Linked DNA regions of Homo sapiens: region 2 is linked to region 1. The links are chromatin loops, found by intact Hi-C in ENCODE. Cell type or tissue: heart right ventricle. All regions are shown on one strand. Links, peaks and the distances in the headings refer to the core of each region. The heading gives the core; the rest is flanking DNA. Region 1 has its middle 240 kb from the start of MBNL1-AS1. Region 2 has its middle 130 kb from the start of P2RY1.

What was found. Hi-C counts contacts between places; a loop is a spot of excess contacts. Peaks named below come from ENCODE experiments on the same cell type or tissue, not always from the same donor. Only the 100,000 strongest peaks of a DNase experiment are listed, where the experiment ranks them.
Region 2: a loop joins it to region 1, with 2.6 times the contacts of the local background. A loop is called at or near these places in 9 of 110 quality-filtered maps.

Annotation. Positions count from the first base shown.
Region 1 is chr3:152,503,323-152,516,134 of GRCh38, forward strand. No RefSeq gene overlaps it. Among named protein-coding and RNA genes, the nearest start is that of MBNL1-AS1, 240 kb to the left of the region's middle. In heart right ventricle, for the core only: CTCF peaks have their summits at 5,527 (motif pointing right) and 5,726; no DNase peak of the experiment used is centred there.
Region 2 is chr3:152,956,817-152,966,733 of GRCh38, forward strand. No RefSeq gene overlaps it. Among named protein-coding and RNA genes, the nearest start is that of P2RY1, 130 kb to the left of the region's middle. In heart right ventricle, for the core only: a CTCF peak has its summit at 4,621 (motif pointing left); no DNase peak of the experiment used is centred there.

The DNA.
Region 1 (12,812 bases), core at 2,318-10,317:
TTTCCATTAATATTCACATCTTATTTTACTATGTCTTGAAAAGTTGTTGTAGTTAGTATTTTTTATTGGTTCATCATTTACTCTTTCTACTTAGGATACAAGTAGCTTATACAACACAGTTAAGTGTTATAATACTTTGTGTTGTCCTGTTTACTTACTATTACCAGTAAGTTTTGTACCTTCAGGACATTCATTGCTCATGAATGTCCTTTTCTTTCTGTGTGAAGTACTCCCTCTAGCATTTCTTGTAGGACAGATCTAGAATTAATAAAATCCCTTAGCTTTTATTTTTCTGGGAAAGTCTTTATTTCTCCTCCATGCTTGAAGTATAGTTTCACTGGATATACTCTCCTTGGGTAAATTTTTTTTCTTCAGCATTTTAAATAAGTCATGCCACTTTCTTTTGCCCTGCAAGGTTTCCACTTAAAAGTCTGCTGCCAGATGCATTGGAGCTCTATTATATGTTATTCTTTTCTTTTCTTTTGCTGCTTTTCAATCCTTTCTGAATCCTTGACCTTTGGGAATTTGATTATTAAACACATTGAGGCAGTCTTCTTTGAGCTAAAACTGCTTGGTGTTCTATAACCTTCTTGTACTTGAATATCTCTCTCTAGGTTTGCGAAGTTCTCTGTTACTATCCCTTTAAATAAACTTTCTACCTCTATCTCTTTCTCTTCCTCCTCTTTAAGGCCAATAACTCTTAGATTTGCCTTTTGAGGCTCTTTTTTTAGATCCTGTAGGCTTTCTTCTGACTGTGTATTTTCACATAGTCTGTCTTTAATTCACTAATTCTTTCTTCTGCTTGATCCATTCTGCTGTTAAAGGACTGTCTTCAGTGTGCCAACTGCATTTTTCGACTCCAAAATTTCTGCATGATTCTTTTTAATTATTTCAATCTCTGTTAAATGTATCCGATGGAATTCTAAATTCCATCTCTGTGTTATCTTGAGTTTATTTGCATTTCCTCAACACAGCTATTTTGAATTCTCTATCTGAAAGGTCACATATATCTGGCATTGTTCCCTGGTGCCTTATTTAGATAATTTGGTGAGGTCATGTTTTCCTGGATGGTGTTGATACTAATAACTGTTCTTTGGTGTCTAAGCATTGAAGAGTTAGGTATTTATTATAGTCTTCACTGTCTGGGCTAATTTGTAGCTGTCCTCCTTGGGAAGACTTTCCAGATATTTAAAAGGACATGGGTGTTGTGATCTAAGCTGTTTCTGCTTTAGGGGGGATCCCAAACCTAATAACACTGCAGTTCTTGCAGACTCATAGAGGCACTGCCTTGATGGCCTTGGACAAGGTCTGGGGGAGTTCTCTGGATTACCAGGTAAAGAATTTTGTTCTCTTCTCTTACTTTCTCCCAAATACACAGTCTCTCTCTCTGTTTTGAACCACCTAAAGCTGTAAATGGATGACACAAGCACCCCTGTGTCCACCACCACTATGACTTCTATGGGTCAGACCTGAAGCCAGGACAGCACGGGGTCTCACCCAAGGCCTGCTTTAACCACTTTAACCACTCCCTGAATACTACCTATGTTTGCTCAAGGCCCTTGGACTCTAAAATCAGCAGGTAGCAAAGCCAGCCAGATCTGTGTTTTTCCCTTCAGGGTAGCAAGGTCCCCCAGGCCCTGGGTGGGTCCAGAAGTGCCATCCAGGAGTCATGGACTAGAGTCAAAAACCTTAGAAGTCTACCTGATGTTCTATTATATTATGGCCGAGCTGGCACTCAAACCATAAGATGCCATAATTCCCACCCTTCCTTCCCCTTTCCGAAGGCAGAGGATCCTCACCTCCATAGCCAATGCCACACCTGGCCACGAGGAATACTGCCAGACTACCACCAAAGTTCCTTTAAAGCCAAGGTCTCTTAAGTCAGCTTGTGGCAAATGCTGCCTGGCCTGGTTCTCACTCTTTAGAACAGTGGGCTCCCTCTTGCCCAGGACAGGTCCAGAAATGCTGTCCGAGAGTCAAGTCCTGGAATTGGGGAACCCAAGAGCCTGCTTGGCGCTCTACTCCCTTGTGGCAGTGTTGGTACCTAAGGTGCAAGAAAAAGTCCCCTTTACTTTGCCCTGTGCTTTTCTCAAGCAGAAGGAGTTTTGCCCCATAGCCACCACAGGTGGTTATGTGTGAGTATCACCTGAAGCCAGCAAGTCTCATAGGCCCACCAAAGCCCTTGATGTGCACCTCTCTATTGCTACTGGTTATTCAGGACCCAAGGGCTCCTCAGTTAGCAGAATACTGGCAGGACTGAGTCCTTTCCTTCAAGGCAGTGGGTTCCCTTCTAGCCCAGGGTGTGTCTGGAAATGTCGTGTGGGAATTAGGGCCTGGAATAGAGGCCTCATGACTTTAATCAGTGCCTTATTCTGCTATGGCTGAGCTGGTATCAAAGATGCAAGACAAAGTCCTCCCCGCTCTTCCCTCTCCTCTCTTTAAGCAGAAGGAAGGGGTCTTTTTTGGAACCATAAGCTGCGCAGCATGGGGTTAAGAGAGGAATGATGCCAGCACTCCCTAGGCCGCCCCAACTGGTGTCTCAGTATGTCACATGCCCCTCCAGTCCACTACCTCTGTGCCTAGTTCAGCCCTAGGACTCGCCTACAAGTTGCAGTCCTAATGGACTGAACTGCCTTTCATGTTTACCTAGAGACCCAAGGCACTGTGGCCCTCGGTGGTGAGGTTTGCAGGCACTCAAGTTCAGACCACTGGACTAGGTGATTCCCCTCTGACTAGGGCTGGTTTAAATGTTGCCTTTGTGGGCGAGCATCAGCTGAGGTTGGTCTCATTTTCCTTTCTGCTCTAAGAGAACAGTCTGAGCTCAGTGCCTCATGATTGCTGTGTTTTTTCCTCCCCAGTTCCCAGAAATGCTCTCCACATCATGCTGCTGCTGTGGTAGGTGGGAGGACGGGCGGCATTGGTGATTCAGGACTTAAAAAAGAAATCTTTTCATTGCCTCTTTCAGCAATACGAAGTTAAAGCCAGGTACTATGAGTGCTCATTTGATTTTTTATTCTTATGCAGGTGTTTTTTTCTGTGTAGAGAGTTGTTAACTTGGTGTCCTTGCAGGGAGGATGATCAGAGGAACTTTCTGAGGATGATCAGAGGAATGTTCTGCCATCTTGCTCTGCCTCCTAATTATTATTAATCTTAATAGCTGTATCCAACATTTATAGCAATGTATCAGTTTCATGTACAAGACACTATTGTATGCTCAAGGAACACTAACTCATCTAATCATTACCAGTTTGCAGGTCAGAAATAAGAAAACTGAGATTTAGGAGGTTATAGGCATCATGTTAAGTCATACAGCTTACTAGACTCTAAATTAGAACACGTAGTCTCTAACCTAGGTCTCTCACTCCAGAGCTAATGCTCTGACATCAGAGCCGCACACTCTGATGAATGTGTGTAAGGGAAAGAGCATAGGAACTGGAGTCAGTTGACTTATATTCTAGCCCCATCTCTGCTACAGTAAGACCTGGTTCAGGTCAATCAAGCTCTATGGCACTAAGTTGGAGTTGTACTAAGTGAGTTCAAAACTCTACTAAAGTAAGCAGCAATATTATATGATCCTTTATTTGCTATTTCCAGAATAGGGATAGATTTATGCACTTCAAATACTTCTCATGGTCAGCTGCGTCATCTGTGATATGGCCAGCTTTGAGTAAGGGTACATTCCAGAGTCACGGAAAAGAAAAGCTACCTGCCCATATTACACTGACATCATTAAAACTATACTGTCACCAAGTACTCTAACAGTAACCTAAGATTCCATGCAGGCCTAAAACTAATGCTAAATTCTCAGAAGCCATAGGGGTGAGCTGATATCAGAACAGTCTACATCCATGTGATAAGTGCAGTGGACATAATAAGCTTCAAGTTTAATTATTTAATACTAATAATATTGGGTTTGACTAATCCACTGTTGGACCAACTTTAGCCATGTGTTAAGTACAATTTTGAATACAAAAACTACTTCAGTTTCTTAAGTAAATGCAAAAGAAAACAGCTTTTCAAAAGAAAGCAAAGATGAAAATATATATTGTATATATACATAAATGATAATATGGCAGAGTTCACAGTATAGCATTGAAGAAAAAAATAACTAGGGCTAAGAAAGAACAGTTCTCGGTATCTAATTCACTAGAATTAAAAGGCAGTCTCTTCAGGATGATGGGAGAAAAATTAACCCGAAAAACTTTTCATCTTTTTGTCACTCAAGGGACAAGTTTAGGACATATGAAATCTCATTGGTCAAGGTTGGATTCTGTGCCCACCTCTTGCACAAGGCAAATGGCATCTTGTTTCATAGACCAACTAAGAGAACTGTCATGGTTCCACAAAAGCTGAGCTAATGTTACAGAAGAAGAGTGAATACTGCAGGAAATTATGACAGGGAACAGATAAGTCCTATACTTACTACATTTTCCCGTCCATTATACTCCATAGAGTAATTTCATTAGACTTACTGTAATACCATACATTAGAGTAATACCATATTTAATTTGGCTACATGTATCTGAAAACTCAAACAACAGTGCCTTAAGTTTAAAGTTTATTTCTCTCTCACATAAAAGAGGTAGGCATATAGGGCCATTCAACAATTAGCTGGCTTCCCTCTTCAAAGTCACCTTCAAGGTGGCTTCTGAAACTTCATTCATGAAATCTGATTTTCAGGCAATAGGAAGGAGGAAGGGGGAAGGCAAAAGAAAATACCTCTCAAATGAGTCAGATTCTAATAAGCAGCCCTCCCAGAAGTCCCCCATGCTTAAAATTACATCCCAGTAGTCCAGAACTTTGTCACCTAGCTGCAAGCAGGGCTGGCTTCGATCTAGTCCGTTACAAGAGTGTATTATAGCCCCATTATGATTTGGGTTCTATTACTAAGGAAGGAAAGAGTGAATACTCTCTCTTCATCTTAGAAATTACTCTTCTAATTTTCATAGTGCAGGATTAATTCAGGGTCATTATAACAATCTGAGAGTTTTAAACAACTCAATTTTTAGCAATCAATGAAGTCATTATATAAGTCTAAGATTTAAAGTCTTTTCCCCCTTCTTGCCAATCATTTGTATTTTTTTCTTAATTGGCTGCTATTTTCAATCAAGTACAATTGCTTTAAAGTGAAGTTAGAGTCACATTCCACTGATTAGAGTTGTCTTCTAATGATTAATGAGCCAGTCTTAAATTCACACTGAGCTTATTTGGAACACGATAGCATCGTTCAGTAATGAACTTTTGAGAGATTATTTATTTCCCGTTGCCATATTTCTAATCAAGTGCTCATATGCATAATGAATGCTTCAAGAGAAATCAGTTTTTGTCTTGTTTACAAGAAGAGTCATTTTAATGGCAAACCATAAGCATGTTGAGATAGATTGTCTAGTCAAACCTGAAAATGAATTAAAATATTTTAAGAATTCATAAACCAGTGAAATATAATTATCTTTAAAATTCTAATAAAATCACATGAACCCAGAAATGTAAGACCTTGGAATTCATTTACTTCAACCTTCAAATTAATGTCATGAATATAATGACCAGCAGGTGGTTCTCTAACATCTTGTGGACACCTTTGGAAGCTGAAAACTTATTACTTCTTGTCAGTCCCTTCCAGATGGCACCAATTGTTAGAACATTTCTTTACTAAGCAAAGCCACAAAATATACTTTCCCTATCATCATCTTTAATTTTTTGTCTTCTTCTACCACGCCAGATGCCAGATATGTGTGTATGTGCTAGGTATTTATTTAGCAAAATAAGTTGCCATCAATACTGACAGGCATATTACAACAAATTTTCATTTTGGGAAAGGATAGTAAAAGTGGTGAAAAAGATTACCAAAGAGCTAAATAAGTTAGGAAAGAGGATTAAGGGTGACAGATTTGGGAGAGGCAGGGAAGCCTACTTTGATAGGCAAAGTTTGACAGAGACCTGAGGGAAGTGAGGGTCCTATCTATGCAGATATTTAACTCTTTGCCCACATTTTGGGCAGACAAAACAGAAAGTGAAGAGGCCCTGGGGGAGGAGGTGAGTTTGGTTGGGTGTGTTTGAGGAATACCAAGAAGACTAGAGTTAGCAGAGCAGAGTGAGTGAAGAGAATATGGTAGGTGATTAAGATAGACAGTGAGGCGGGTTGTGAAGGGGACATGAAGTCTTTGGAAGGTTTTAACAAAGGAGTGACATGATATTTCTTAGATTTAAAAGAATAATTCTGTCTGATGTGTGAAAAATAGATTATAAGGCAAGGGAGAAGTAGAGAGACCATTTAGGCTGCTAAGTGGAGATGGTAGCTTATGTCAAGGTATAACAATGTATAAATGGTCTGATTCTAGCTGTATTTTGAAAGAAGGGCCTATAAGATGCCTAATGGATTGAATGTGCACAAAAGAACTAAATATAGTGAATCAGATTATTTTAACTTGAGCACCTGGAAGAATGACTGTATCACTTACTGAAGTAGGGAATCTTGGGGAACAGGCACATTTATGCAGGAAAAAATCAATACTTGCTTTGCATTTTATTACGCCATTTAGGCATACAAATGAGGATATTCAGTAGGCAAGTAGATATATAAATTAAAATTCATCTGAACACCATTAGTCCAATGTCTTTAGAGTTGTTCGATTTATAGGATATCATCTATATTGTTTCCTCTTTACTGCTTTGAGAGGGTTGAGCTTGATGATGACAAAACGTTTTTTTCAGGTTATATTTCAATATTAATGATATCATAATCCCAATAGTACATTGGAAGATTTTTCTTTGAGTTTGTAAATTATAGTGGATACTACAGTGTACCCCACCACCTTCAGGATGAAGGCACTTAGTTACCGAGGGTATTGAGTGATTAGAGCTCACAGTTGCATCTTATTTGGAGAATTGCTCTTCCTTCTGTAGAGGCTGCCTTGTATATCCCTTCCTCTGGGTGTAGTTTACATCCAATGACTGGTCAGTGTGGGAAGGGTAATAAGGCTTGGACCCTTTGCCTTGACTTAAGAACACTCTTTTACAAGTACATCACAGTTTTATTATTCTACTTAATTCTTTTCCTTTATTCCTTAGAGGTGCTCCTAGAAAAACTCCCTAATAGATCTCTGACACTCAAGTTTCCATCTCAGAACCTGTTGTTCAGGGAACTCAACTTAAGCCAAAAATATTCTACAAAAGTGAATATTCATAAATAAAATGTTATAAGTTACAAATGTAACAGGAATACTAGTGATTAATTGAATTTGGTATTACTTGCATTATTTATTGTAGCTATCCAAGAACACTGGTTAGAGTATTCAATGAGACTACATCCTGTTTAGAATTATTTTACCTAATGTACACTAATCCAGGCAGAATCAGTCTCATGGCAAATATAGATTTCATTTGCCCTGTATTCTGTTTAAAGCTTAATTAATGATTCATCCATAGACTATCATGCTTAAACAACATCTTATCAAAATTTATATTGAACAAAACAGAAAAAAATTAACGAAATAACACTTCAATTGCAAATATACCTCAAAACAACATGCTAGATTCATCATTTTTATAATGTAAAAATTTCACAAAAGACACTAAGATCAAACTCTCAAAGCTTTTGTTCAGAATATCATCTGTCAATCAAATGCTTCCTTTATGAACACGTTGCTTTTCATTCCAAAAAATTGACATTTCTATGGTTAAGATTATCCTCTCATTTAAAAATCTCTCCCCCAAGTTCCTGTGTCTTTCAGTATTATTTTTTAAAATACGAATAAATGGTCTTTTGATGGATTCAGTTTGTTCACTTGACTACTTACAAACCAGCAAACTTTAAGATAATGTTTCTCCTTTTTTAATTCTTAAAACATTTAAACCTGCTGACTGCATTTTCTTAACTTTCGTTATATATTTACTAACATTGATTTAAGTTGTTTTAGAAACATGGGAAGAAAAACATGACCAATAAATAAGACATATACCTGAAACCCCATTACTTCATTGCTTTCAAAAAACAATACCTTTGACTACAGAAACATCTGTTTATCAGCTGCCTAGAAGTTGCCGACCCTCATTTATTTTGTTCCTTTAGAATTTCAACCTTCAATTTCTTTCATTTTGTTGATAAAGTAAAACTGTATCTTAAAAGAGAAACTAGGCAATGTTATTTTATTTAGATTATTTTAAAGTGAAGTACTCTGTTTTCAAATTATATTTCATGAAAAGAAAATGGAAGATTGTTTTTCTAATCTTAGTTTTAATGACTGAGGTGATCTTTAGTGTATTGGAGATAAATTTCAAGTTTAAACTGTCTGGCTGAAAGTTCATTGTAGAGGGTTTTTGAGGTTTTCTTTGCAAAGAACCCAAATGAAAAAAATATGACACGGATTAAAAATAATTTAGCAGATCTATGATATTATGCATCTCTTAAATGGTCTTACAAGTGATTACATAAGCTAGGTTCTTTTTTGTTTTTATTTAAATTGTAAAATAGGAAAAGTTTATAAGTTTCTTTATTCTAATCTATTCAGTGGCCTAGAATGGTTCCATAAGGCCAGTAAAACTGTAATCAGTGGGCTGAGCAGAGATTTATTTTTAAAGGAGAGGACTTTTAAAGGGATGTGTTCATGACAGGCCTTTAGCTCCACTATGCGATCATTAAGTATGCATTGTATGTCTACTAGTGTTCATGATGGCAAACTGAAGGTTAAGTTCAAAGACCTTGGGGTTAAACAATGCTGACTGAGTTCAGGCTCTACTATTTAGGACTGTGACCATAGCTGTGATCAAGTTTCTATTTCCTCATCTGAGAAATAAGGATAACGACCATGCTAAACTCTTAGGTTTACTGTGAAGTTGAAGTGAAAGTACACATATCACACGCCTAACACAGTGCCTGGTGTAGAGTAAGGACTCGGCAAACTTGACCAATTAGTTATTCTCTGTCTCAGGCTCAAGATAAGACATTGTGTAAAGGCACAGAAAAACAAGAAGACTCAACCCTGAACCCCATGGAGCTTTCTCCCACCCGTCAGACGTTTCCTCCCTGTGAATAGGCATCAGAAAAGCAACAGCTCTCGCTTTTACAAAGTAGTTAATTCATACAAACCTGGAATTTTCAAACAAATTTTGATCAACAACAACAAAGCCAATTACTTAAATCCTTGTGTATATATGATTTTTCAATGTACTGCTTTAGAATTCTCACATTCAGGCTGGGTGTAGTAGCTTAAACCTGTAATCCCAACACTTTGGGAGGCCGAGGTGGGAAGATAACTTGAGGCTGAGAGTTTGAGACCAGATTGCTCAATATAGTGAGACCCTGTCCCTACTATATATATATATACACACACACACATTTTATATATATATATATATCCTGGTATGGTGGCATGTGCCTGTTGTCTCAGCTACTAGGGAGGCTAAGGTGGGAGGATCCCTTGAGCCAAGGAGGTTGAGGCTGCAATAATCCATGACTGCACCACTGCACTCCAGCTTGGGTGACAGGGTGAGACCCTGTTTTCAGAAAACAAACAAACCAAACAAGAATTCTCACAGTTTAAAGAGGAAGAAATGCAAAGGAGAAAACCCATAAGTAAATCAGAATTATTTTCCCTTTATCATACACAATGAATAACTAACTGAAGAAAAGATTGTCTTTAAAAACATGTCATGGTAGAGTGAAAAAAAGGGATATATATTTTAGAATATATGTCTACAGCTTCCTCTGGAATTCCAACTTTGCTCAGGATACTTTTGTTACTGCTATAAAATAGAAAGGTACCAGCCTGGCCAACACAGTGAAACCCCGTCTCTACTAAAAATACAAAAAAATTAGCTGGGCGTGGGGGCGGGCACCTGTAATCCCAGCTACTCAGGAGGTTGAGGCAGGAGAATTGCTTCAATCTGGGAGGCAGAGGTTGCAGTGAGCCAAGATCATGCCATTGCACTCCAGCCTGGGTGACAGAGCTAGATTCAGTCTCAAAAAATAATAATAAAATAAAATAAAATAAAATAAAATAAAATAAAATAAAATAAAATAAAATAAAATAAAATAGAAAGGCAGTCCTGAGTGAAGGTGACGACATCAAGACTGATTTGGTGAAGGTTGTTAGGTGACAATAATTATTAATAGCTCCATTTTGTGGACTAAAAAAACTAAACCAAACAAAAACCAAAAAAACCCCTCAATTTTAATTTTAGATCTCAAAAAAGATGAACCATAGCATGAACTGTTAGACAAGGCAAAATAATTCAAAAGGGGCCTTCTTGGTATTTCAGAAAAGAGGAATTGAGATTTTTTTCAAAAGTTAAATTTAAGAAAAAGCCTGATTATAATAAAAGCTGCTTTTCTTAAGAGATACCATTCAGAATTGATTACCTTCTTTCACACGATACAACATTAGATATGATTAGATATGATTGACAAGCATGCCAAAGGCTTCATTCTTCTAGCTGATTATCAACTTTTCTTCCTGGGAGCCAATTTCAATGAGCTGTTATATTTTGAAGTGCTGTCACAGATTTATTGGAAGGAACTAGAAATGTTAGTTCCTTATGTCTGCAATTCCAGTAGGAATTCCATGTCTGAGTATTTTAAGTTTAATAATATAATTTTAAAGAAATTTTTAGAACTGTATGGAGAAATGGAGCAGAATTACCACAAATAAATATTTATAGGAAAGCTATAGAACATCAGAACAGTGCTTCCTATAGTCAATCATATTTAACTGCCTGTTATTGTGAATTGATATATGTTGTTGCAAACAGTGAACTGAATACTAGACTAGCACATAAAAGTCAAATGAAATAGAGTTGTTAATACTTTTTTGAGCAGAAATCGAGTAAGTACTCCTTGTAGCATGAAAGGATACATCTAACTCTTAGAAAATCTATTTTCTGCTGAAGGGAAGGTGTGACCATTTATACAGTTAAAGTTAATCAGGCTGGGTGCAGTGGCTCACGCTTCTAATTCTAGCACTTTGGGAGGCTGAGGTGCGTGGATTGCTTGAGCCCAGGGGTTCAAGACCAGCCTGGGCAACATGGTGAAATCCTGTCTCTACAAAAAATACAAAAAAATTAGCTGGGTATGGTGGTGTGCACCTGTAGCCCCAGCTACTCCAGAGGCTGGGTTGAGAGGATCACTTGAGCCTGGGAGGGCAAGGTGGAAGTGAGCTGTGACCGCCCCACTGTGCTCCAGACTGAGCAACAGAGCAAGACCCTGTCTTAAAAAATAAAGAATAAAGTTAATTAATCCTTCATGGGACAAATGAGTCTATAAAAATATCACAAACTAAGGATGTCTAACCTGCATAGAATGTCACTATCTTTCTAGAAGTAACACTTGAAAATTACTTAGGATGGTGTCTGGCACATGGTAGATGCTCAATAAATGTTAACTGTATCATCATTTAGAAATGGTATTAGGGGCTGGGTGTGTTGGCTTACGCCTGTAATCTCAGCACTTTGGGAGGCTGAGGCCCTTGAGTTCAAGAGTTTCAAGAGTTTGACACCAGCCTGGCCAACATGGTGAAACCCTGTCTCTACCAAAAATACAAAAATTTAGCTAGTTATGGTGGTGGGTGCCTGTAGTCCCAGCTACTCGGGTGACTGAGGCATGGAATCGCTTGAACCCAGAGGTGGAGATTGCAGTGAGCCAAGATCATGCCATTGCACTCCAGCCTGAGCAACAGAGAGAGACTCCATCTTAAAAATAAAAAAAAAAAGAAAGAAAGAAAGAAAAAGAAAGAAAGAAATAGTATTTAGTTGGAAGTTAGAAAGATCTAAAAATAAGTGGCTTAAAAATACATTAACTTTTTGCTTATGTACCATGGAGTCCAGAAGCAGGCTGTTCAAGTTTGGTAGTATATTGACTACTTTGGCTATATTATATTATCAAACTCTCAGAACACTTCTGTTAAAGTTTACATCCTCAGAACCACCTCATGCTCACAAGACGGCTGCCCGGAGTCTATTTTTCATATACAAGTGCAAAGAAGGAAGAGAAAAGAAAGGTGGTTCTGCAAAGGGATGAATGCCAGCTGGATACACACACACGTGCACACGCGCACACACACACACACACACACACACACACAGAGAGAAAGGTTTCTAGAACCCTACCCAACAACTTTTGCCCAAATATCATTAACCTAAACTCAGTCACATGCCTTCCTTTTTCTTTAAGATGGAAATATTGTATTTTAGCTGAATGCATTGCTAAACATAATGAAATCAAATTTCTGTTGTTAAGAAATAAGGGAAAATTATACATTGGTGTTATGTGGGAAATTTACAGAAAAGAATTACATAGGGGAAAATTGGATTTGGGGAGGGAATTAGAAATCTTTCCCATTGTTATTAATGAGATTATGTTTATTTGGAAGTTTACGAATAAACTAATCCTTTTTCAGGTGTTTGCTTCTCTGTGGGACTAAAATATTTTCCTTTCAGCAATGTGCTGGAGAAGCCAGCTTATACCTACTTGCAGGAACCAATTGAGAAATTCTTAAGAATTTTGTAAGTCAGTAATGAAACACAGCCATTATTTTAAAAATAAATACTATAAATATGGAATTAAATTATGTTAGAAACAAAGGATAGTAAATACTTAGAACAGCTCACTTCCTAATTTTTTTCTACAATTTACTGTTATCTGTGCTGTTGGCATGATGTACATCTATTGTATCTGTATAGTGAAAATATTATGTGATAGAAACCTGTATAATGGTATCTACTGTACCTCTCTTCCCAACTCTGAATTCAGTAACATCACTTTGGTATCTTAAAACTGGCCATATAGGGAATATTTACATCACAGAAGTTGACAAACACTA
Region 2 (9,917 bases), core at 913-8,912, 450 kb after region 1:
AAAATGTAGATTTTATGTCTCAGAGCATGTGTGTATTTACTCAACCTTATAAAATTGGATCTTTTACTTGAGCAGTGAGACTTGTACCTCTTTAGCACCTGTGTATTTTGGCAACTTTGCTTTTGAAACATCATTTGGAGCACTAAGGGAACAATTGGTGCTTAGAGAGACATTAAAGAAATGCTAAATGCTATTTAAAATTTTGTGGGTGTTTTTTCTTGGTTTTGTTTGGTTTGATTTTTGGTGCATGGAAAAGAATAAGACTTTTGGGACATCAGCCCTGTTAAGAAGAAAATGGAATGTTTGAATTGCATCAGGTGAAAAATGTTTACCCCAATGTCACATTACTAAGTTAATGCATTCAGGACTCTCCCATATGAGAGAGTGGTAGACATAGTGTTAACATCACTATAAACCTTTGTCCCAGTCCAGCTTGGTGGCAGAAAGGAAAGGGGAGGGTCCAAAGATTATTACTATAATTTCTATCATACATAATGTATCCAACAAATGATAATTTATCTTCCTCTGGTTTATGTAATTAAGTTTTCCAGTTCAAAAACCATTACTCTTACTGTAGTTCTGAAGTAGTAAATGTAGCAGGGAAAGCCAACCTGTGGCTCATGTATGGTCATGTCCTCCTCCCATGTCTAAAGCAAACATCATTTATCCATTATGTCGCTCATTCTTACCAAGCCCAGAGGAGACCTCAGAATTCTTTTCAACATAGCCTTAAAGCCAGTTACTCCAAAAATTAGAATTGGAACCAAAGGTCAGCTCACAGCTATACAATTATTAGCTGCAAATGGGAGGTGAGGGAGCATTGCTAAATATGTGCCTATCAAAGACCTGAGCAAAGTGAAGCGATTACATAAACAGCTTTCACTTTGCTAATGAAGTAACTGAGTACCTTCTTCAAATATAACTAGTGAGTCATGATTCTAGAACTGAGATTCAAGTCTTCAGTATCTTTGAATTCCATCTTTTCACCATTTCACATGTCCCCTCATACATCTGTCTACACAGATTTATGTTTATATTACATACATTTTTATTTACCTAATCTACACTTTAATTCATTGTCAGAAGCGCCTTCTAACAATACCAAAGATTCTATTTGTATTTAATTGGAACTAAACATATATTGGCTGCCATACTAAATTTTACTCTATCCAGATTGAAAGCATTGTCCCACTGTTTTAAAATACCACAGATTTATTATTTACAATCAAGGGAGGCATGCATCAGTGTAATAATGTGTCTCAACTCAATTTAACATATTACATTCCCCAACTGGAAATGACACAGTAGCCAGGAAGACTAAACTACCATTTACTTTCCTTACTCCGTGTTCAGCTGTAGGCACTGGAGTATGAAATGGCTAGCTACATTCATTACTAGGTTCTGTAGGCTTCTGCTCACAATGTCCACCAAAGCTGCATTAACAGAATAAAATGTATTACAAAATTCCACCATACATTCCCAATAAACATAGTTCACAAAGTATAAATTAAGAGATAGAAATGTGTGTGTAATCATAGAATACATGTTTTCTTTAGCATACAAATTCTGACTATCTGAATATTTCTATCCGTTATAACAACACTACACAAAACTATAACAACTTGCAAAATATTTACTGTGCAGACCAAACCCTGCTGTAATAAACCCACTAATGCAAATCAGTGAAAATGTTTAAACTGTGCTAGAGTTCAGTGAGAGAAGTTAGAGTGCACTGCAGTCATACCTCAGCTATATGGGATCCAGCTCATTGTCTCCATCAGCTTCCACACATTTTCCCTGATGAATTAGCCCCTTTTAGGCACTAACTTCTCCCAGACAGTATATTTTGCTGTATGTGTCAAAATTAACGTGGTAATTCTAAAATTCATATGAAGATTCAAAAAGTTAGAAATAGCCAAGGCAATTTTGAAGAAGTATAAAACTATAGACTTAAACTATCAGAAATCAAGACCTATTGTAAAGCTATATTCATATGATATAATATCACACAGCAAAAATGTGATCATGTGGCCAGTGCGGTGGTTCATGCCTATAATCCCAGTACTTTGAGAGGCTGAGGTGGGCAGATCACTTGAGGTCAGGAGATTGAGACCAGCCTGGTCAACATGGTGAAACCCCATCTCTACTAAAAATATAAAAAAATTAGCCGGGCATGAGGTGCACGCCTGTAGTCCCAGCTACTCGGGAGGCTCAGGCAGGAGAATGGCTTGAACCCAGGAGGCAGAGGTTGCAGTGAGCTGAGATAGCACCATTGCACTACAGCCTGGGCGACAGAGTGAGACTCCATCTAAAAAAAAAGTGATAATGTGTTACCCAGATGCAGCTTCCAAAAAAAATATTTCTTTTATAAGGATTTTAAAAAGAAGCTTTCACTTATTTCAAAGCAGTAGGATATTAATCTCACATTCATATTACTTATTTTCAGCCCATTTCTTTCCTTTTTTAAAAATCCTACCCTAGAATTGACTGACCAGTCACAACAATCAGCAGATACCTTACACCTGTCCACCTCTTCCATGGACTGCCTCAATTGCAAATTGCCTTGTTTGTGGTCTGCCCTTTGCAGGGCAGTTCACACCTAGGTACTGAATATGTAGGGAAGGGTGTAAATGCTTAGCCATTTCAACTCAGCGTAGGACGCTGTGATGGGCAATACTCAACAGAGGTTTTATCAAGCCTGCATCACAGTTCAACTCTCTTCCCCGCCCAGTATGTGTTTTTAGAGAACCCAACATCTGATGAATAAATAATGCATGAATTGCTCATACATAAGTTTGAACAAAAGAAACCAGACACAAAAAAGTATATATTATGTGATTCATTTAAATTAATTTTTAAAACAAAACTAAACCAGAATGATAGAGATCAGAACAATGACTACCTTCAAATGGCTATTGACTGTGAGAGGGTATGAGAAAGCTTTTTGTCTGCTGATAATATTCCATACCTTCATCTTTGTGGTAGTTGCCTATATACCCATGTGACTATATACATGAATACTCAGCACTTGGATCAGCATACACACACACACACACGTACACACACAGTATGTGTGTGTGTATGTATATGTTCAGATTGAAAGGACACAAGGAATACCAAAGAGATTAGATAAGGAGGCATTTATAGTGAAATTTCAGAGTAGCATAAAAAAGAAAAAAATTCTAAAAGCTTCCAGAGGGAAAGAACAAAACACTTACAAATGAATAAATGTCATATTGATAACAAATCTTCAAACTGCAACTGCTGGATTCATGAAGTCAATTAAATTTACAATGAATGAAAAATCGTGATTCTACAATTCTGCACTGTTAAAGCCCAGGAAAAGAAAAAAAGAAAATAATACACAATACTTTACCTTCTTGAGCCTCAATTCATTGAAATGTCATATAGTATAATCTTCTAAAATAAAAATGCAGCATAAAGCTGCCTCAAGAATGTAAATGCATAAATAATAGCTGTAGTGGTGAGTCCAGTCACTACAATGATTTGGAAGTAGTCATGGGAATATACAAGATATCAATATATGGCCAGGTGGGGTGGCTCACACCTGTAATCCCAGTACTTTGGGAGGCCAAGGTGGGTGGATCACCTGAGGTCAGGAGTTCGAGACAAGCCTGACCAATATGGTGAAACCCCGTCTCTCCTAAAACTACAAACAAATTAGCTGGGTGTGGTGGCGGATAGATCCCAGCTACTCAGGGGCTGAGGCAGGAGAATTGCTTGAACTCGGGAGGCGGAGGTTGTGGTTAGCCGAGATTGCACCATTGCACTCCAGCCTGAGCAACAGAATGAGACTCTGTCTCAAAAATTTTATATATATATATAAAATAACTAATTTGATATGAAAATATCTATAAATTATATTCGTTGTTTGTTACCTACATGCATAACTGAAGGAAATGCTAAATCTCAGTGAGAACTAAATTAAAACAAAGACATGAAGTGGAAGCCAGAGGTGAGTTCAAATTCCAGATCTGTTACTCATTTGTACAAATAAGTTAGATAATTGCTTAAGCCCTTCGAACTACAGTCTCCTTATGTTTCAACGGAGATAATACTTTCTACTTCACAGGGCTGTTGGAAGGATTGTTAGATGATCTAAGAAGACTCTAGCAATGTCTCTAGTAGATTTGCCTGCCATCTGAAGCCCTTATATTCCACCCACTCTCTGTGAATAAGCCAAATCTTGACCTCTCCCCAATCTCTCTCAGTTTTAACTCAGCTTCCAACCTCAATTTTCAAGCAGAAGATTTCCAAATAAAGATGTATATTTTCTTATTTATTTGAAATGATATCTGGAATAGTAGTTTCCAACCTCCTCATTGGATTAGATTATATCCCTGTACATTCTGCAGGTAAGAATAAAATGTTTGACAGAGAAACACGTTGTATTGTTTCTGTCAATATGGATGCTGTTATATTGTTTGAAGCAAATTATTTTACACAAATATGGGTCTCGATATGATTATATGCTATGCAAACAAACATATACATGCATAAGAGACTGGAAACAGAATTCTGAACTGGCTCAGCTTAAATCCAGTCATCTGGATCATGAAATCAGCATATCTGCTACCACCTGGTGGTAGTTTACCCAAATTCTGGTTACACTTTCTTGTGTGCTTGAATACCTTGATCAATACAACTCTCAGTCTACAAATCTAAAGCATGTTGCCAAACTCAAACCAGTCCGGGGAGTACATTTCCACATTTTTAGGCATCTGTCCAGATGCTTCATTTGCTTTCCTTCACAGAGTAAATCATTACCAAATGGAAGTAGTGTTGATGCTTTCGCTATAGTACCATTCCAGCCTTATTTCCTATTATTTCCATTGAGGCCACACACACTCCAGCAAAATTATCTGCTCACTGCTTCTTACACATTGCCTGTACTCCTCTCCCCAGCTTGTCATGTCGTCTCTTATGACCATGTGTATGCCTACAAACCAAATAGTCTAATGCCATCTTCTCCACGAAATCTTTTCACTTTGCCCAGAGGGACATACTCCTTTCTCTTCTGTTATCTCCTAAAGCAATTCATTGTAACATCCATCCTCATACTATGTAACACTTAGTACTACAGTCATTTATATAGTTATTGTACTGAAGACTGCAGGCAATTGTAACACAATGGTAAGTATTTGTGTATCTAAACAGAAAAGGTATCGTAAACACACAATCTTTTGGTACCACTGTTAAATATGTGATCTGCCACTGACTGAAATGTTGTTCAGTGGTACATAACTATATGTGTTTGTGTGTATACATACATGTACATAGGCAAGTCCCTTCTGTCTATGAGCTTGTAAAATCAAAAGCAAGCTAGTTACTTCCTAGATACAATGGGGATACAGGTATTAGGTAAATACAGCCATTCCAAATGAGAGAAATTGACCAAAACAAAGGGGTTACCGGGCCCAGGCAAGTCCAAAATCCAGCGGGACAGTCAAATTTTAAAGCCCCAAAATGATCTCCTTTGACTCCATATCTCACATCCAGTCACACTGATGGAAGAAGTGGGCTCCCATGGTCATAGGAAGCTCCACCCCTGTGGCTTTGCAGGGTACAGCCTCCCTCCCGGCTGCTTTCACAGGCCGGTGTTGTCTGCAGCTTTTCCAGGCACACAGTGCACGCTGTCGGTGGATCTATCATTCTGGGGTCTGGAGGACGGTGGCCCTCTTGTTACAGCTCCACTAGGCAGTGCCCCAGTAGGGACTTTGTGTGGGGGCTTTGACCCCACATTCCCCTTCCACACTGCCCTAGCAGAGGTTCTCCATTAGGGCCCCACCCCTGCAGCAAACTTTTGCTTGGGCATCCAGGCATTTCCATACATCTTCTGAAATCTAGGCAGAGGTTCCCAAACCCCAGTTCTTGACTTCTGTGCACCCACAGGCTCAACACTACATGGAAGCCACCAAAGTTTGGGGCTTGCAACCTGTGAAACCATGGGCTGAGCAGTACCTTGGCCCCTTTTAACAATGGCTGGAGCAGCTGGGACACAGGGCACCAAGTCCCTAGGCTGCACACAGCATGGGGACCCTGGGCCAGGCCTACAAAACCACTTTTTCCTCCTAGGCCTCTGGGTCTGTGATGGGAGGGGCTGCATGAAGACCTATGACATTCTCTGGAGACATTTTCCCCATTGTCTTGGGGATTAACATTCAGCTCTTTGTTTCTTATGCAAATTTCTGCAGCCGGCTTACATTTTCCCTCAGAAAAATGGGTTTTTCTTTTCTACTGCATCATCAGGCCTTAAATTTTCCAAAATTTTATGCTCTGTTTCCCTTTTAAAATGGAATGCTTTTAACAGTACCAAAGTCACCTCTTGAATGCTTTGCTGCTTAGAAATGTCTTCTGCCAGATACCCTAAATCATCTCTCAAGTTCAAAGTTTCACAAGTCTCTAGGGCAGGGCAAAATGCTGCTAGTCCCTTTGCTAAAGCATCACAAGAGTCACCTTTGCTCCAGTTCCCAACAAGTTCCTCATCTCCATCTGAGACCACCTCAGCCTACACCTTATTATATATGTCACTATCAGGCTTTTGGTCAAAGCCATTCAACAAGTCTCTAGGAAGTTCCAAACTTTCCCACATTTTCCTGTCTTCTTCTGAGCCCTCCAAACTATTCCAACCTCTGCCTGTTACCCAGTTCCAAAATCACTTCCACATTTTCAGGTATCTTTTCAGCAACACCCGTTCTACTGATACCAGTTGACTGTATTAGTCCGTTTTCATACCCAATAAAGACATACCTGAGACTAGGAAGAAAAAGGTTTAATTGGACTTACAGTTCCACATGGCTGGGGAGGCCTCAGAATCATGGTGGGAGACGAAAGGCACTTCTTACATGGTGGTACCAAGAGAAAATGAGAGAGACACAAAAGCAAAAACCCCTGATAGGCTGGAGTGCAATGGCATGATCTTGGCTCACTGCAACCTCCACATCCTGGGTTCAAGTGATTCTCCTGCCTCAGCCTCCTGAATAGCTGGGATTACAGGCACCTGCCACCATGCCCGGCTAATTTTTGTATTTTTAGTAGAGATGGGGTTTCGCCATGTTGGCCAGGCTGGTCTCAAGCTCCTGACCTCAGGAGATCCGCCTGCCTTGGCCTCCCAAAGTGCTGGGATTACAGGAGTGAGTCACAGCACCTGGCCATTGTTTAAGAATTTTTATAGAGCATGCTCTTTAGCCCCCTTGCCCCACCTTTCCTAGAGGTTGGTGAGTGAAGCTGAAAGTACTCTCTAGTTGTCTAATTACTTGGTCTTTCTCGTGACCAGCCCTATTCTGGGGCTATTAGGTCCCACCCCATGTAACCTCATTAGCATGAATTCAAGTGTTATCAAAGGGGCTTATTGTGACTATCAAAAAATAAATACTCCTATCACTCAGGAAATTCCAGGGGTTTTAGGAGCTCTATTACAAGGGCAAAAAAACAATATACAGTATTTCAAATTATCCTGCAGGAGACGATTGAACTCAGTAAAAGCCATGGAGAAGATGGGATTGATATGAAAGATTCTGCAAAGGCCGAATCTATAGAATATAATGAGTGACTAGCAGGAGGGTAGGAAAGAGAAAAAACTCAAGATAGTTTTACATTTTTGAGTCTAGGTGACTGGGAGAATAGAGGAGAATGCGGAGTCTGTAATAGAAAACAATATTTAAAACAATCTCTTAAGAACAAATTTTTGATGCCCTGGTTTTGGTCTACTAATTTTCATAATTTATCACCAGAAAAAAAATTTACATCTGGGCTATATAACTCATGAGTATGTTATTATTAAAAGATGATAGAGATAGCCATGAAGAACCACTAGTAAATCTGTGAATCTTGGTTTCTTGGTGCTACTATATTTAAGGATAAGTGTATTTGTTAAATGTTCTGCATTTTTGTTAGTGGTACCGTTAGAACTATAATCACCTGGAGAGTCCCTCCTGCCCATAGCACAGATAAAACCAGTTCACTGAGATCATGCAATTGGAGTAGAGAAAGAGTTTTATTGACTCCAGCCTGGCCACACAGAAGAACTGGAGTTCTTCTCCCAGTCTTCAGTCTTGTCTTCAGTCTCCCCAGAGGCTCAAAGGCTAGGGGTTTTATGGACAATTTGGTAGGCAGGGGGCTAGGGGAAGGGTGCTGCTGACTGGTTGAAGATAAAATTATAGGGGTGTGGAAAATGGTCCCTGTGCACTGAGCTTATCTCTGGGTGGGGCTACAGGACCAGTTGAGTCATGAGTCATAAGTCCAGGTGGGGTCAGTCTGAAAAACATCTTTTAAAAAACACTTAGATTCTACAATAATGATGTTATATATAGTAGCAATTGGGGAAGTTACAAATCTTGTGACTTCCTGAGAAGTCAGGGATTATAGAAACTGTGCCTTCATTTTAGCAGAACTCTGGCCTCTCCTATAGTACTAATCTTGTGACCTTTCATTAGTCTTAAAAACAGCCCACGAACAGGGAAGGGATTAGTTGTAGGGAGAAACTATTATGATCCTTGCTTCAAAGTTAAACTATAAACTGAATTCTTCCCAAAGTTAGTGTGGTCTACACCCAGGAAGGATCAAGGATAGTGTGGAGGTCAGAAGCAAGATGGAGTCAACTATGTCAGATTTCTCTTACTGTCATAATTTTGCAAAGGTGGTTTTAGAACTGAAATTAAAATTGATACCTGGAGGTAAAGTGTTTCTATTAAAAAAAAAACCTAAAATATATGTAATTGGCTTTAGGACTAGTAGCTAGCATAGGGCAGAAAGCCCTCAAAAATTATAAATGGAGGCTGGACAGACTGTAAGGACATTGTTATTGAAGACTGAAGAAAAGATTACCCATGTTATGTAGTCGTAAAACATTTGGCAACATTTTTGCTTGCAATAGTATGGAAGATGGCTTGTAGATATAACTAAGAACATTTTCAGATGGCATTTTTTGAAAGTGCCAAGTGTTGTTTTTTAATTGTGTGTGATAAGAAAAAAAATAGATGAACTGAAGAAAAAGTTGTTCTGTTTTCAAGTAGCATATAGAGGAAACATTTCCAATCCCAGAATCACTGGTTTGGAAAATAAATTTTTTTGTCATTCTCAAACTCCCAGGTCACAAAATATACTCAAAGTAAATTGAAACCTAGAGGCAATGCCAGGGCACTGCCAGGAAAACACCACCTCACAGCCAAGATTAGTGCAGGGGTGTGGTTGTAAGATTCTGTGTTGAGATCTCAGAAAAATGTAATGGAGTACCTTTTAGATGCTCCCAGCCAGACAAAAGAACTTCTAAGAATCTTAAGATCAAGTCTCATAGACTCTCTCAGTTAAAAAAGTGGGCCTCCAAGAATCTTTTATTTATTTTATTATTATTTTTTAAATTTTTTTGAGACAGGATCTCACTCTCTCACCCAGGCTGGAGTGCAATGGTGCTATCTCAGCTCACTTCAACCTCCACCTCCCAGTGTCAAGTGATTCTCGTGCCTCAGCCTCCCCAGTAGTCGGGACTATAGGCATGCACCAGCACACCTGACTAATTTTTGTATTTTTGGTAGAGACAGAGTTTCATCATATTGGCCAGGCTAGTCTCAAACTCCTGGCCTCAAGTGGTCTGCCTGCTTTGGCCTCCCAAAGTGCTAGGGTTACAGGCATGAGACACCACGCCCAGCCCCATAAAGGCATTATTCTTATACTCTGTTTATCACATACACAAAAAAGAGCTTCTAAGAATTTTTAAGATGTCCCATAGCCCAAGGTAGAGATAGGCCTGCTTGAAATTTGTAGGTGTTTTTTTCTAATAGAGATTGTAATTTGATACATGGAAAACCCACATCATTTTTTAAAGAATTGTAAAAGCTTGGACCAAATAGTACAAAGACAATTTAAAATTAAAAAGCATCTGGGCCCCCAAGCTCCTA